2 separate regions of the Homo sapiens genome follow, and region 2 is linked to region 1. Evidence: chromatin contacts called from ENCODE Hi-C or POLR2A ChIA-PET data. All regions are on one chromosome and are shown on one strand. Each heading gives the region's core, a stretch centred on a gene start or an enhancer-like site at or near the end of the contact. The rest is flanking DNA. Distances are from core to core; before and after follow the strand shown. Region 1 holds the start of LINC01822 (long intergenic non-protein coding RNA 1822). Region 2 has its middle 47 kb from the start of LINC01822.

Region 1 (7,970 bases), core at 2,194-4,693:
CGTCTTTCTGGGCTGATGGAGATGTTTTAGAATTAGTGGTAAGGAGTGCACAACTTTGTGAATACATAAAAAGCATTGAATTGAAAAAATTTTATGATATGAGAATTGCATCAATAGAAAGAAGAAAGGCTTAAAACTATATAACACTGCTAAAAACCTCCTAAATTGATGAGTCACATGAAAAACAAGTGTGCAAGTTTACAGAAGCTTTTTCATCAAGCATCTGGCATTCTCCATGGGTTAAGCCATTCCCCAGCATGTCAGCAAGGCATAAAGCATCAATGATTACCTCAAGCTCAGAGAAATTCTCTGCTATAAGTTAGGCATATCCAAAGAACAAGATAGCAAGGTATGCTATATGAGATATCATCCTTACTCATTGTTATTCAAATGTCAGCAAGAACCATAAACAACACAATAAAGACGACAAATACTTGAACATGGAATAGAAAGTAGGGTTATGTTCCCATGAAACAAACCATTTCTTCTCATTTTGGAGCGCCTAGTTTACCCTTTGAAGCATTAAACTCAGAGTTCAGAAGCATTTACAGAATTTACTCTTGAAGTATTAAATATATGCAGCTATCGTGAAAAATAAAGGAAAATTCCCACGTGGCCATTGCCTAGCATAGCACCTTCCCAGCTGACAGCCATGCACATCAGCTGTGCCATAAGCATCAAACTCCAGACATAATTTGTATCTCTCAGAATGCATTCCAAATTCTTTTCTTTAAGATGCCCAGCCTAATAAACCAGATACTGGGAATTTAAGGTGACCCAACAGACACACTGCTTTTTTTTTTTTTTTTCCACCTGAGTTTGAACCAAGGAAGAGGTAGTGGAAGAAACAGTAAGTAAATCAGAGTAACATATTTATTAAAAAGTTAAACTTTGACCAAGAGCAATCAAGAAAACGTGTCTGCTCTCTTCAAGTAGGCAAGGAAATTCCTAAAGGAAGCGAGAAAAGGGGATGAGAATTTATCCCTCACCTATCCTTCAGGCAACTGGAAGGGAGGAAAAAAGATGGAGAGGAGAGGGATGGAAGTATTTCTCCATTGGGTGCGTGGTTAAATGGAAGAAAACATCAGCAGTGGGGTGGTATGTCCTTTCTTCCAACATTATAACATGCTTAGTTTCAAGTGTTTTTTACATTTTGTTCAATTTAATCCTGACAACAAACCCATGAGGCAGGCACATTTACTGTGTCCATTTTACAGATGAGATAACTGAAGCTCGGCCAGGGCAAATTATTTGCAAGAGGTCACACAGAACAGCTGGTCTCTACCACCAAAGTGGTCTCTTTCGAGATAAAATTAAAAAACAAAAACAAAAAACCCCACTAAACAGATCCCGGGGGAAAGAAAGGAGTAAAATTAAATCCTCATAAGAAAGAATAAAGTACAGAACTTCCACTACAAAAAACAGCAAATCAGTGTTGTATAGGTAAACATCGGAATGAAGAAAAAGGTCACAGGAATGAATATGAAGAAAGAAAAGAATAGATAGGAGAGCAAAGACCAGAGAGCTAGTATATGAATAATAGGGGTCCCCAGAGAGGAAAGCAGAACAAATGAAGCTGAAACAACAAAATCACAGCAGAATATTTTCCTATCCTGTAAAAATAAATTGCAGTTTTCAGATAGTCTTGCCATGTTTTGAAGCAAAAATACATTTAATAACACTGAGCACTTAATATATTGCTAGAAAGTTATTATATATATTGTTTAGTACTTTGATAAGAAAGAGATAGCAAAATATAGTCCTTTCCCTCAAGGGGCTAAAAATCTATTGGAAAAAGCACATAAAAATATAATTGTTTAATATATGGCAAAGTCAGTGATGGACATAATGTAGGTTTGTTGTAGCACCAAAGCAAGGCAAAGTATTGGTTAAGGGCTTAATGTGTCTATGGGAGCAGGCATCCAAGACAATATGAGATGTAAATAATGAATTATGTCCAAGCACTAGATGAAGGGAGATGGAAAGCATAGCTATTCAAGACAGCAGGACAATGTGGAGGAATATATAATAATAACCAGATAATATTCTATGGGAAAATACACAGTTTCTTGTTTCTGGATCAAAGAAATCCAAGGTGGGAGTTAAGAAGCTCAGGGCCAGAAAAGTGGGCAAAAGTGAGTTTCAACGACTGTGTGTGCCATGTTGTGAAGTAGACACTTTATTCTGAGGTGATAGAACATCACTGAAGAGTTTTTTGTAGGGTAAGGAAAATTTTCATGTGACATGAAGCACTGTTTACTTCTCAGAGGGTGTACTAGAGAAAAGGAGACTAGTTGAAAGGCTATTGCCAAAGTCTGGGTAAGAAATAACAAAGACTCAGGATAGAAGGGAGTAGTTACAGCAGAAAACAGGATGGATGTGAGAAATGTTCAGCTGTGAAAATAGAATTAAGTAACTCATGGATAGGCTGAAGGGTAAAATGGGTAAGAAGGGCTCAGTGATGCCTTCTGTATTTCTAGCTTGATGACTGTGTTATGAGGCTGGAACATGATGAACAGAGAAATAAAATGTTGCATATTAAATTTGTAATCCTCCCTAAGAGGAGATGCAAAGTTATTGTTTTATTCTTAATTTTGATAATTACTTAAATATAGGTTTGACTGCCATTTAACAAAATCTGAAACTCGTCACTAGGAGAATTACATGTTTGTCAACATGCCAAAATCCCATAGAAAATTATTTAAAAATATAGCCCATGTGGTCAAATGCTGAGCCAGATGAAAGAGCAAAGTGGCAAAAACAAAACAGAAAAAGCACACCCAGAAAGCGTGAAACAGGATTACAGAATTTAATATAGGCAGAGTTTTGAAAATAAATGTACTTTAAACACATTCATTAAAAAAAAAAAACTCTCAAATTGGGTTAACAATATACAACTTCTTGGATATTATGGCAGCAGCCTGGTCATGCCTGACTTACCTTTCATCACTTTCAGTTAAACACTCCAAAGTGTCCAGCCCGAGATAAAAGCTGACAGCAACACAGCTGGTTGATGAAAAGAGAAGCCCATATTCAAATTCCAGTACTAAGCCCGCTGGCAGGACGTTTGATGAGATGTTCCCAGAAGCACAAACTTGACCAGAGAACAGTCTTCTCTCTGGAAAGAAATTGATTGTGAAAGTCACCTTCCACCTTCCACTACCTGGCTGTCTCCCATCCCACATCCTGGACACGTTTCAATGTACTCTATCTCAGTCAAGGGCACAGCGATCTATCCCGTTTTTATACCTGGCTCCTAACACTTTCTGTATTAGTCTGTTATCATGCTGCTAATAAAGACATACCAAACACTGGGTAATTAATAAAGGAAAGAGGTTTAATTGACTCACAGTTTAGCATGGCTGTGGAGACCTCAGGAAACTTACCAATATGGTGGAAAGGGAAGCAAACATGTCCTTCTTAACAGGAGTGCAGGGGAACTACCCTTTATAAAACCATCAGATCTCGTGAGACTTACTCACTGTCATGAGAACAGCACAGGAACCTCATGATTCCATTACTTCCCATCAGGTCCCTCCCACAACACGTGGGGATTATGGGAGCTACAATTCAAGATGAGATCTAGGTGACGAACCAACCAAATCATATCACTGTCCCTTTCCTCATGCCTGCTATCCAATCTGTCAGCAGTTCTGAGTATTTTACCTCCAAACTCTTTTACATTTGATTGCTTTTCTTTCTACCACCATCACCATAGTCCAAGCTACTTTCACTCCTGAACTTCTTAAGCAATTCCCCCACAATCTATTTCTTGCTCTTTCATTTATAAAGGTTTTCCTGGAGTGCCAGAGTTACATTACACGTGCATGTCACTCTTTTTGGCACCATAGAGACCAAAGTACTGAACAAGACAAGATCCCTGGTCTGAAAGAGCCTACGTTTTAGTTAGATTGACAGCTAGTGTCTGCTTGTATTACCTTTCACCAGGTAAGCTACTTGCTTTGGGGAAAACCAAACAGGATAAAGGCTGGGTCCTTCGTGAAGAAAAGATCTTGGAGAAAGTAGAGTACAGAGACCATAGCCGAAGTCTTGGTAGAATATGGTTGGCTTGAATGGGGCTATCACTGGGAGTCCTGGAAAATACAAAGCAGCAAAAAAGCAGAAAAAAAAATCACTAAAATTACACAAAATTTACTGGTAGCAAGCACAATGCATCGTATACATATTGTTTTCTTTGAAAATTTTGATCTAACAACTTTTGATCTAACACTCTTTGGAAACTAAAAAAGCAATACTCACACATGTGTAAATATTAGATAGTTAAGAATATTCTTTGCAGCACTACTGCTGCAAGATATGGTAAGAAAAGGATTAGCTCAGAATATATTTGCAGAGAAGAGCCATGGAATTTGAACTGGACGTGGAATGTGAGGGAAAGAGGACTCCTTATTGAATGAAAGAAAGGTGATACTAAATTGGTGGAGCTATTTGTTTGAAGTGTGAGACTTGGGGAAGAAGTCTGCTGCACAAGTGGAAATAATTCAATGGTATTCTTGGACTTTTTTTGATAATAGAGAGATACTAATATTTTGTACATATCAACTTTTGTAGAAAGTCTTAAAATGTCTTAATCCACTTTACACTTTATTAAGTGGAGTCTAATGAAGAAATTGAGTATTTATTTTCTGCCTGATGCTCTTGCGAGTCATTATCGTTGTTCTGAATATCAGTTGTCACTATTCAGGCCTCTGACATGAGATATGCAAGATGAAGGAGATTCTAGACAAATAGAAGAACCACAGTGCTTGATTTCAAAATTTTCAAAGAAAACAGTATGTATACGGTGCACTGTGCTTGCTACCAGTAAATTGTGTAATTTTAGTGATTTTTATTCTGCTTTTTTGCTACTTTGCATTTTCCAGGACTCCCAATGATAGCAAAATCTGTGGGTCCTCAAGTCCCTTGTGTAAAATGATGTGGTATTTGCATAAACTATGTCATCATCTCATATATTCTAAGTCATCTCAAGATTACTTAAAATACCTAATACAATTTAAATGCTGGGTAAATAGTTGTTATACTGTATTGTTTCAGGAGTAATGACAAGAAAAAATGTCTGCACATGTTCAGACAGATACAACCATCCATATTTCTTCTGAATATTTTCAGTTCACAAATCGGTTGACTCCAAATAGATGTGGAACCCATGGATACCAATTGACTATTACAGTGTAATAATTTTGTGTGCTTATTCAGCTATAATATGTAAATACATTTTTCACTTTTTAAGATCCAGGTACTACTTAAATATTCAGAATCAAGATATGAAAGTGCTTCCTAAGACTCTCCTTCAGATACCCATGTCAGGAAATTCAGATGTTCACATTTCACTGTATATTGTTCTGGGGATTTTCCCCATGCCTTCAAATATGTCTATCATGTCTTCTTAAGTTTTTCTAAATATCTGTATCTACACAAATATATATCTTTTCAATGAGCTCACATGATATGTACCATTTTAAAACTTGCATTTTTCATTTGATAATGTCTGAATTTACTTCAGCATTGAAACATATAGTTATCCTTAATTATTAAATAAATAAAAAATAAAGCAAAATAGAACAAAATCTGCCTCATATTTCATAGAATGGGTTAAACATCATTTATGTAAACATTTCTCCATTGATTTATAGTTCTTTGTTTCCTATTTACTAGTAAAAGTAAAAGTAGTGCTGCAAAGACTATTCTTAACTATACAATATTTGTACATATGTGAGTACTGATTTTTAGTTTCCAAAGAGTGTTAGATCAAAAGGTATGCACACTTTCAATTATTGCCGATACAGAGTTGACCTTCTTAAAGAATTACCAATGTAAAGTCTTATCATTAGTGCATAAAAGTGTTCCTTTCTTCAAAGCTGATCAGTAGTTGATTATCATAGGTTAGTTTTGGGGGTTTTATTTGTTTGGTTTTAGAGCATATGTGATGGAAAGTGTAAGAGAGAGCAGAAATCTAGATTCCCGTAAACCCCTTCAGGGTCTTCAAACCTTCTATTTGACATAGGCAGAGATTTTTCTCCTTCTTAAATAAAGTGCTTTACAAATAGAGTTTTGAAGCTCCCTTTCTAACCAGATTGCTTTTTATATTGCCTTTTCAACTCAATAGTTATTTAAAAGACAGTGTAAAACTTCCCAAGTTAATAGATTCTATGGTAGTCTAATTTATGTTTAATTTGTATTTTTTTGGCTGCCTGCACTTGAAGAATATGGTTATAATTTACTGAGCTCTTTTTTAAGCCATCATATATGAGAATATGTTTCATGTGTATTTGAATGAATGTTTATTTTCCATTTGCAGGGTATGGTGCTTTATTTTTCAGGGTAAGACTTTCTATTTGCAATGTGGTTGTTTTATTTAATTCTTGATACCCTTATTTGCTTTTATTTATCTATTTGTTTTGTCCAATACAGGGAGATGACACTAAATTCTTCAGTAATGATTATGGATTTCTCATTCTCGTGTTTTTTAATGAGATTGTTTTAAATATTTCAAAGCTATAATAGCAATTTTAAAATATCTTAAAATATTATAGCTTTTTGGGTGAATCCATTTGTACGTTTTATTTTGTCTAGTTTACAACCCTGTATTCCTTTGCATTCTATTTAATCTTATTTTAACTCTATCATATCATCTTTTCTTCCCTCATCTTTTGCTTGGCATATCTTTCTCTAAACCTTCATTTTCAAGTCATTGAAGTATCTACATATGATCTTTAAAAAAAATCTTGCTTGACCTTTAAATCAGAAGATTTGTATCTTCAGTTATTTTTTGATGCTTTCTTATTCTACTTTCTGTTCTCTTTAGCTGGATTTTCTGAATCTCTCCTTCATGTCTCTTAAATTTCACTCTCAGACTTTCCACCTACTTTTCCTTGTATGCATAATTGGAGAATTGAGGCGAATCCCTTGGCTATATCTTCCCAGTAACTAATTTTCTTTGTATCTATGTACATTCTGCTTCTTAGCCTGAGTGTCGTGACTCTGATTATGGAAGTCATGTATCGTGATACCCCAATGTACACCAATTTGACTGTCAAGAATTCTCAAAACTCAGCCAAAGAATACTGCTTTGCATTTGAATTGTGTAGACTTCATGAGTATCTGATTACCATAAAAGGATCTCAGCTTTATAGTTGTTGTGTGTTATATTTTGTGCTTGACTAAGAATACTCAAATTTTCACAATTTACTGCAATGGTAATTTCATGCAGAATGATCATTATAATAAAAAACTCTTTGAAAGTGTGATATAATTTGTATTATTTCTATTGATTCATTTTGTACTTTAGAAATTGATTCAGATTTTTAATGAAAGGGTGACTTCACAAACGTTGGGTAAAATGTTTTTTGATTGTTTGTTTTAGAGACAGAGCCCTCCCTCTGTCACCCAGGATGGAGTGCAGTGGCATAATCATAGCTCACTGCAACCTCAAATTCCTTACCTCAAATGATCCTCCTGCCTCAGCCTCCTGAGTAGCTGCCATTGTGCTCCATGGGTCAAATGTTTTGTTAGTATTTCTTAAGTGTACAGTATCTCGTATCTACACAAGTGTTTATTGACAGTAAGTAACCAGCTAGATTATAGACTAAAAATACAAGAAAAATGCATTGTTATTTTATGTATCAATAGCTAATACAAATTATCAAAGCAATTATCTCCACTTTAATATAATTTGGTGCTATTTTAGTATAAAAGTACGTCAAATTGGGTGCTCAGGAATACATACTTTTTTCACTATTGAAACAAAAAATTTCCTAAAGATTTTTAAAATAAAGTCGATTACTCCCCAAATATGGGAAAAGACATCTCTGGTTGTCTTCTCACCTTAGCTTTTATGATTCTTGCTCTGCCATTGAGGGATAATTTTGAAATGCCTGGTCTGTCTTCAGTGACTCCAAGGGAAGGAGGAGCTTGCCAGAGATAGTGGATAGTGATCACCCGACTACCTG
Region 2 (7,970 bases), core at 3,048-5,547, 47 kb after region 1:
GAGGTGGTGTATATTGAGACAAGAAATGGTAAAAAGTTTTAAAGAAAGTAATGGGTTGTCTACACAGAGTTATTTAAAAATCACTGGCATATTCCAAAACAACTCATCTCTCTACTTGGAGGCCAACTTCTCGCAGAGAGAAACATTGTTTAGGTCCCAAAGTGCTGGACTCTCTCCCTGCCTCACAGAGGACTCAGATTCATGAGAGGGTTCTGGGACACTAGTAAAATCTTTTTTCATTCTTTCCTTTTGTGTATGTGTAAAATGGTCTCTCCAGAGCTGCCCTCTCTCTGGTTTTCTTTTTGTGTGTGGTTATTTCAGAGTTAGCTCAGTGCAGTCAGTAATAGTTGTCAAGATGAGAGAGAATTACTCCTTAAAAGACTTAGATTTTTTTTTTCTCTGAACCTTCCTTTTCACATCAGCTATTTTCATAGCTAATAAATTTTAAACTGTGAAAATTGCTTTGATCAATTATGTATTTAGGTTTTTCATAAACATGCTGATTTTATTACTTATGGAAACGATTAAGAACACATTTGTGTAGGATTTCTCTTGTACTGTCCCCGAGTGAATTCTTTATGTTTGCAGAGATTGTCCTATTTACTGATTTTATGAGGATCTTGCAGATATTATTTTCATGAAATAAATAAGGATGTAGGTATTGTTTAAAGAAACATTTTCAACACACAAATATCCATGCTGACAAATAATGGTTAGATATTCAGCAAAATTTCCATTTCAAGGTAAACAGGTAATTCTACACCTACCCCAAGACATCACAGGTGGTACTCAGGGGGTGCCTGTAGGTGGCAGCAAAAATGTTGCAAATTGTACCTACAAAATAATACCAACAGCATAATTAAAAGGAAAGGACAAATTAAAAATAACTTCATTGCCATGTTCAAAGTACTGTATATTTAGCTTTAGGCAACAGATTTATTTTAAAGACAAAAATAGAGCAGGCGTCACGTGCATCTGGGAATGGAAATTAGATAACCTCGCAACACAAAGGGCAAAAGGCATACCCTGTTACTTTATAAGACTGGAGTTTGGAAGCAGGCAATAAGAGGTTCTATAAATGCTTCAGCTCGCACTGAGGATAGCTCAAAGGCACATGGCAAAAGCTTGATATTTCAAATTGTGTTTTGCCTTGCGTCATTTCAGCTTAATTTTCCATAGCAATGAATTCAGAATGCTGAACACACATAAGCCACAGATCTGGGTTGCCCAGTACATTTTAGAAAAATCAAGCGCGATATAAATTAAAAAAAAAATACCTGTTTAAACTTGTTTTTAGGCATGAGTATTGTTCATAACTTCAGGCCAGAAAGAAACAGTCCTCTTCTTATGTCACATGTCAGGAGAGGTACAGCCTCTGAGTAATGAGAGACTAAAACAGCCTCAAACCTTGATTTCTATTGACCAGGTGGTGCTCTCTGGGAAGGTAGGTTTGGGGTAAATGGAATGTTAACTCATAACTACTAACTTCACAGTGGATCATGGCATTATTTTCCAGAGACTCATTGGTAAGTTGTGGGAAAATTGACTTGTGAAGTGGTAAGGTAGAAGGAAAAGTTGCTGGGAAAGTAATTCTAAAAAAAAGGAAGATACTAAACATTGGAAGCCAAGAGTTGTAACTATTCCAAGTTATGGTATCTACTGCGCTTCTATAAAGTGTGCATCTTGGGGCCTGGCAAGGTGGCTCACGCCTGTCATCCTCACACATTGGGAGGCCAAGGCGGGCAGATTGCTTGAGCCCAGGAGTTCAAGACCAGCCTGGGCAACACGATGAAACCCTGTTTCTACAAAAAATACAGAAAAAAAAAAAATAGGTGTAGTGGTGGGTGCCTATAGTCCTAGCTACTCAGCAGGCTCAGGTGGAGGATTGCTTGAGCCCAGGAAGCAGAGGCTGCAGTGAGCCATGATTGTACTACTGCATTCCAGCCTGGGAGACAAGAGAGATCCTGTCTCAAAAAAAAAAAAACCAAAAAAACCAAAAAAACAAAAAAAACAAGTGCATCATCTTGGTATGAATGATGATTTAAGAAATAGTAGAGGATCAAATGAAATATTTGATTTCAAGGATAGCTTCCCTGCAATTTCCTGAATTTCAACCACTTATTCTATGATCAAATTGTATACCTTATAATTGCTGATGCTATTCTCCAAAATGCAACCCAGAAATCATAATGTTGTCTCAGATAGATTGAGAGTAGCTGCTTAGTCACAATCGATATCATTTGAAGATACTTTTCTTTCTTGAAATTTGCCATCTTTGGGATATTTGTGATTACAACAAAGGAAGAAAACAAACTCTTGTGAGTTCTGAACACAAGTGAGGAAGCGCTCAGGGGAGCAAATGTTGAAAGACATTGTGCATTTCCTATCCCCTCTCTCCTTTTCCAAAAGGTCAAAAGGGTTCAGAAGCAAATGGTATCATTCCTGGCTCTTCATCTTATCTTGGTAGATCTCTCTGTTCTTAATAAAGTCCTCCTGTTTTGGTGATACGTATTGAAAAGTAGGATTAAGAGGTTGCTAAATGATACAGGAAAAGTATAATCAAAGTTGGAGGGGAGATTCAATCGGTGGAGTGACTTATTTTCTTTATGTAACTATTAATAGAATTAATATCAACAGGTGTTCCCAACTCCCAGGCTGTGGGCCTGTACCAGTTGTGGCCTGTTAGGGGCTGGGCTGCACAGCAGAAGGCTAATGGCTTCCAGCATCACTGCCTGAGCGTCACCTCCTGTCAGATCAGAGGTGAGCCAGCATTACCACCTGAGCCCCGCCTCCTGTCAGATCAGCAGCAGCATTAGAATCTTGTAGGCGCACAAACCCTACTGTGAGCTGTGCGTGCAAGGGATCTAAGTTGCGTTTTCTTATGAGAATCTAATGCCTGATGATCTGAGGTGGAACAGTTTTATCCCAAAACCATCCCCCTCCCTGCTCACTGTGAAAAAATTATCTTCCACGAAACTAGTCCCTCATACCAAAAAGGTTGGGGACTGCCACACTAGAGGACAGAAAATGACAAAAAACTTGAAAGAGAAGGTGGTATAATTCTTTTGTGTTACCTGGAAATGGTGAGTCACAGCAATATAGTAACAAGGTCCTTGGGAGTATGATAGAATGGTAGAAGAGAATGACCCCCAATTCCTATTATGGTTAAGTTGTTTTGCCTTGCCTTGTTTTTACATTTGTTAAGAGTGATGCTGTTGGATAACTGATATACAAAGAACGGCACATATTTAATGTGTACAATTTGTTGAGTTTGAGCATATGCAAACACTTACAATACCATCACCATGATCAAGGTAATAGACAATAAAGCTGTTACAAAAAGAACTAAATTGACGTTTGGTTCTGGCTTGTAGCTGCTCTCCTCTTTCCTTTCTACATGAACATTTTCAATCAATGTCAAATGTTCTATTAAAAAAAGAATCAAGATGTTTTAGTTCATTCTGGCTACTATAACAAAAAGACCATATGCTTGGGTGGCTTATAAACAACAAATTTATTTCTCACAGTTCTGGAGGCTGAGGGCCTCTATAAATGGTGAGGGCCAGCTTCCTGGTTCACAGACAATCGTCTTCTCTCTGTGTCCTCACATGACTGAAGGAGCGAGGGAGACCTCAGGTTTCTTTTATAAGGGCACTAATCCTGTTCATTAGGGTGAAACCTAATCACCTCCCATAGGTAGGCTCCACCTCCTACTACATCAGGTTGGAATTAAGATTTCAACATTTTAATTTTGGAGGAACAAAAACATTCAGGCTATAGCACAAGGTTATGCTGGCCTGATAAAAAGTAAGAAAGAATTCCTTTTCTATTTTGTAAAAGAATTTATAAAATATTTGTTTTACTTCTTCCATAATAGTTTTGAGAATTCACCTGTGTGTCCATTGAACCTGGGGTTTTTATTATGAGAAATATGTCTTTTAATGGATAACCTTTAAAGCAAATGTAACATTATTCAGAAAATAAAAATAATCCTGAATTCCATCACAAGGGAGTCAGGGAGGACATAGCCTTGGCTTTATACATACAAACTGTTGGTCCCAGGGCTTGGTTTCTGAGAATATCATAGTAAAGGTAGTATAGAAGAGTCTGGGACCAAGTTCAAGCTGGAGTTTGAAAGGGCTAGTTGCTAGTTAGATGCTAAAAAGAAGAAAAGCCCAGAAGGCAAAAGGGAGTATTAAGTTTGAAGAGTACAGCCAGGAGCTCTGAGTTGGCAGAGATGGGATTGGAGAGAGAGCAGGTGGGGAGCGAGTGAGGAGGGCTCTGAATAATCACAGCAAATAGCTTTGGGCAAATGCAACTTGCTTTATCAGCTGGTGGGTGGTGGTGCAAGAGAGAGTCTGGCTGCCTGAAAAGGCCAGATCCCTCTCTCTAAGCAGCAAACACATTAACGTCACACGTCGAGCTGAGAATTTTATCCACTTTTGGGAACTGTGGAATTGCGTTTCCACCTTGGCACGGCCTCCTATTTTTGACACATAGTGATTTGATATAAATTGTCATCTCCCGGAGACAACCTGACAACAAATACTGCTAATCATTTCATTCTGAACTGCGCCTGGATGGCGGAGAGTAATTAGACACATGCCTGTTGGAGACTCTGCATTATGAAGTGCATGGGAATTTGCTTTGAAGGGGAGAAACAATTAGAGACGGAGATTTACAGAAGACTGTAAGAGGCAGGGAGTCTCTTATGTTTTATTTCCTAAAGCCACAAAAATTCCTATAAAATCCCTACTTAGCTCACATTCTTAAGCTAGAGATCAAGCCTTTTGAAGAACAGGCATACCTTAAAATCAATCCACATGGCGTTGCTAGGATCAAAGAAAAGATAATGCTCTAGGGGCCCCTGCTGCTTGAATTGTTGACCCAAGTAAACCCCAGCTGACTTGCAGGAGTTAAAGTAGTCTGGAAAAATATTATCTGGAATCCATCCTCCTCCTTAGATAGATGTTTTTTGGGGTCAGAGAATGGAATCTCTTCTATAGCTGACCCTGGAATTTTACAGATCCCTGAATCTTATTCTAAGGAAAGTGGGACCAATGTGTCCATATTATAATTGATATTTTGCAATTACATCTTCATGGCATTCAAAGAAGTCATCTTTTGGGAAAACTTGTTTTATTTTTTTCTCAGATAAGGTAAAACCTGTCATGAATCTAAGGAAGCATTTGTGCAGCTGGTGATGGAGCACCTACTTCCTGGGGCATGGGTGACACAAACAACTCCGTGTTCCTAAACATGCTTTAAATTGAGACTCTAGTAACTGCTCTCCTTTTCTTTTACATCACATTTGCATGATCCCATGGATGGCTGACCACAGAATATTTGTATGGCCTTTGAACTCAGAAATCATGCTTTGTTTTGGTGTCACTACTAATTAAGATAATTAGAAAACTTTTAGGTTTTCAGAGTTTCTGTTATCCCTTTTCCTCCAAAATTCTAAGTATTGAGTCTCCATCCTATATGTCCAGAAAATTATTGTATTATTAAAATTATTATGTCTCCATTAGCATTTCTAGGCATCTTTGAGGGGAAACTAACATGTCTGGGGTGCTACCTGCCACCTTTTGCTCTTGCCTGATGTTCTTTCTTTCTCCTGATTACCTGGTGGTCTCTGAACTTGTTCTAATCTACTTTGGTCCCAATACTTGAAGAGGCGTATGACAACTTCCTTCCAAAGCATCATGAATAAAAGTTGTTATTGTTAATTTCTAAGGTATGAAGATAAAAAAGGGAATCAGAATGCAGAAAAGATATTAAAAATAGACATCATTAGATATGACAGCTCCTAAAATTTGCCATCCAGTCCTCTTCACAGAAACCTCGACTGTCATTTTTATGACACAGAACACAGAGTTGCGCTTAACCATGCTCCTCCCTCAGATTACAGCTCCTTTCTTGGTCACTCATGGCCAAATCCCAGGGTCCTCTCTTGCGGAATATCCCAAATCCATAGCTCCACACCTTGAAGCAAGTATGATGTTTAGAGCATTTTCTCTTTCACTTTTTTATTTTTTTCATCTGTGTTGTTTTAGAGCCATTCTTTCACATAGAAAAGGCCCGTGAAAACATTTTTCCTAATCAGAGAATAAAGCTAAAGAATAATTACACTTTCACCTCTAGAACAATAACATCGGTCACATGGCTTTAAAAACAAGCAAGTTTTGCAACTCTTCTGATTAATACTAATAATGACCATATTAATTAATCCTCCAATTCCAGCAGGAACTTCAGTAATTCTGACTGGCCTTTTACTTTGCAGCTGTTGGCTTCCTTTTCCATTTCCCTAAAAGCAATCTTTAAATGTTTACTACTTGAGGGGAATGATAAACCACACTCAACTCACTCAAACCCACTCAATAACCCACTCAAACCACAAGCCCAGAACTTGTAGTGCAAAATCTATTTTTAATTTGGGGAAGGTGGTTGAATAGCTTTTGCATGATTACCCTCAACTTTCAGCCCTTCTACAGTGTATTTAAACTTACCCATATTCCCATCACAGTTACTTCTTCCCTACAGTTTTAGAGAATGAGCTTCTCTTCCAACCCAAGGGTACATCCTCTATGTGTGCTCTGGTGTTTTGTTTTTTGTTTTTTTTTTCCTGTGAACTCCCTCAGCTTGCATCTACATTGTGTACGATCTTTCTCTTATTTTTTGGCCTGTATCACTGCAATGGTTACTTCCTGTAATGATTAGCCACATTTAGGTGGTGGTTGTTTTTTCAATCCTAATATTGACCAGTACTTATATTCTTGAGTTGAACGCACTTGGTCTCAATGTGTTATTCTTTATGCTTTATTCCTTTATACATTTATTTTACTGCCAAATTCTGTCCAGTACTATTGTATGTAACATTTTTTTCATCTACATTTTTAAGCGATAGTAGATTAGAGTTTTAACTTTTGGTACTACCCTTACTGTTTCAACATCATAGTTTTGCCAGTCTTATAACCTAAATTGGGAGGCTTTCCATCACTGTATTACCCAGGAATTAACTGGATAATTGGATGAGGATTTAGAACCTAACTTGTATTACATAGTAATACACTGTTGCCTAAAAATTTGGCAGAACCCAGCAGCAGATATACACTTAGTAACATTTTAGACATATAGTTGACATCTTTAGAATATTTTATGTATTTTTCTATTTAGTTTTATCCTTCTTGAATACATTTAAATCATTTTTGTTTGTTGCTTTTCACTTTAAATTTTATTTTTGTAGTAAAATCTGTATCTGTATGCCTTTTTTTTTCTTCCTGCTTGTCTTTTCCTGTTGTAGCTTTTTTTTGCATTTATTTTCACATACTGACACATTGTTTTAGGCATCACCCCTGTAATTGGAATACATGTTTTTTCTTACTTTGACTGTGGTTCTCTGTTTAAGAAAAAAAAATAATCGATTTAAACCTGTGAATATAGTTTATGTTTATCATTTTTTTATTTCAATTTACTCTTTTTTGTTATGTTGTTAATTTCTTCTTTCCGCTCTTCTTTTCTCTTTTTTTTCAGATCAACATAATTTTTCTGGCAACTTAACATACTAATTATCCCTATAGTGCTTATCATAAACATTTAACATACATTTTTCATCTTATATTTCTTAAACATTGATCTAAGGTCAATTTTTAGACATACTCCTAGATAAAGGCTTCAAGTGCTTATAATTACCTCTTATTTCCTTCCCTGATAACTTCCTATGTTAAGATTATTTGGCATGTTATTTCAATCTTTTTATATATCACAAAGCTTTACTGTGTTATTAGTGTCTTTACTCTTATATCTCATATTTTCTTATTCTTCAATTTATTTTTAATTTTAATAGAATATACAATATACAGGCATGCCTCAGAGATGTTGTGGGTTAAGGTTCAGACCACCACAATAAAGCGAATAGTATCATAAAGTGTCGTGTGAATTTTTTGGTTTCCCAGTGCATTCAAAAGTTA

What was found. Hi-C counts contacts between places; a loop is a spot of excess contacts on that map. ChIA-PET counts read pairs that join two places held with the same protein, here RNA polymerase II (POLR2A). Pooled maps may share reads with other maps.
Region 2: a loop to region 1 is called in a map of heart right ventricle, with 16 times the contacts of the local background. The contact joins the enhancer-like site here to the promoter of LINC01822 in region 1. A Hi-C loop is called at or near these places in 4 of 168 maps with a recorded cell type or tissue (Right ventricle myocardium inferior, heart right ventricle and left cardiac atrium) and 4 of 50 pooled maps. POLR2A ChIA-PET finds 5 or more read pairs at or near these places in 2 of 52 experiments (BJ and HEK293).

The regions. Positions count from the first base shown.
Region 1 is chr2:21,707,209-21,715,178 of GRCh38, forward strand. It overlaps LINC01822 (long intergenic non-protein coding RNA 1822), which reads right to left and starts at 3,444. Exons shown (of 3, transcript NR_038837.1): 1 at 3,387-3,444; 2 at 2,941-3,118.
Region 2 is chr2:21,753,559-21,761,528 of GRCh38, forward strand. No RefSeq gene overlaps it. Among named protein-coding and RNA genes, the nearest start is that of LINC01822, 47 kb to the left of the region's middle. Within about 2 kb of position 4,298, at least 2 of the 41 ENCODE cell types and tissues checked have a DNase peak (open chromatin) inside an H3K27ac peak, as active enhancers do; they include heart right ventricle, where a contact is called at or near this core.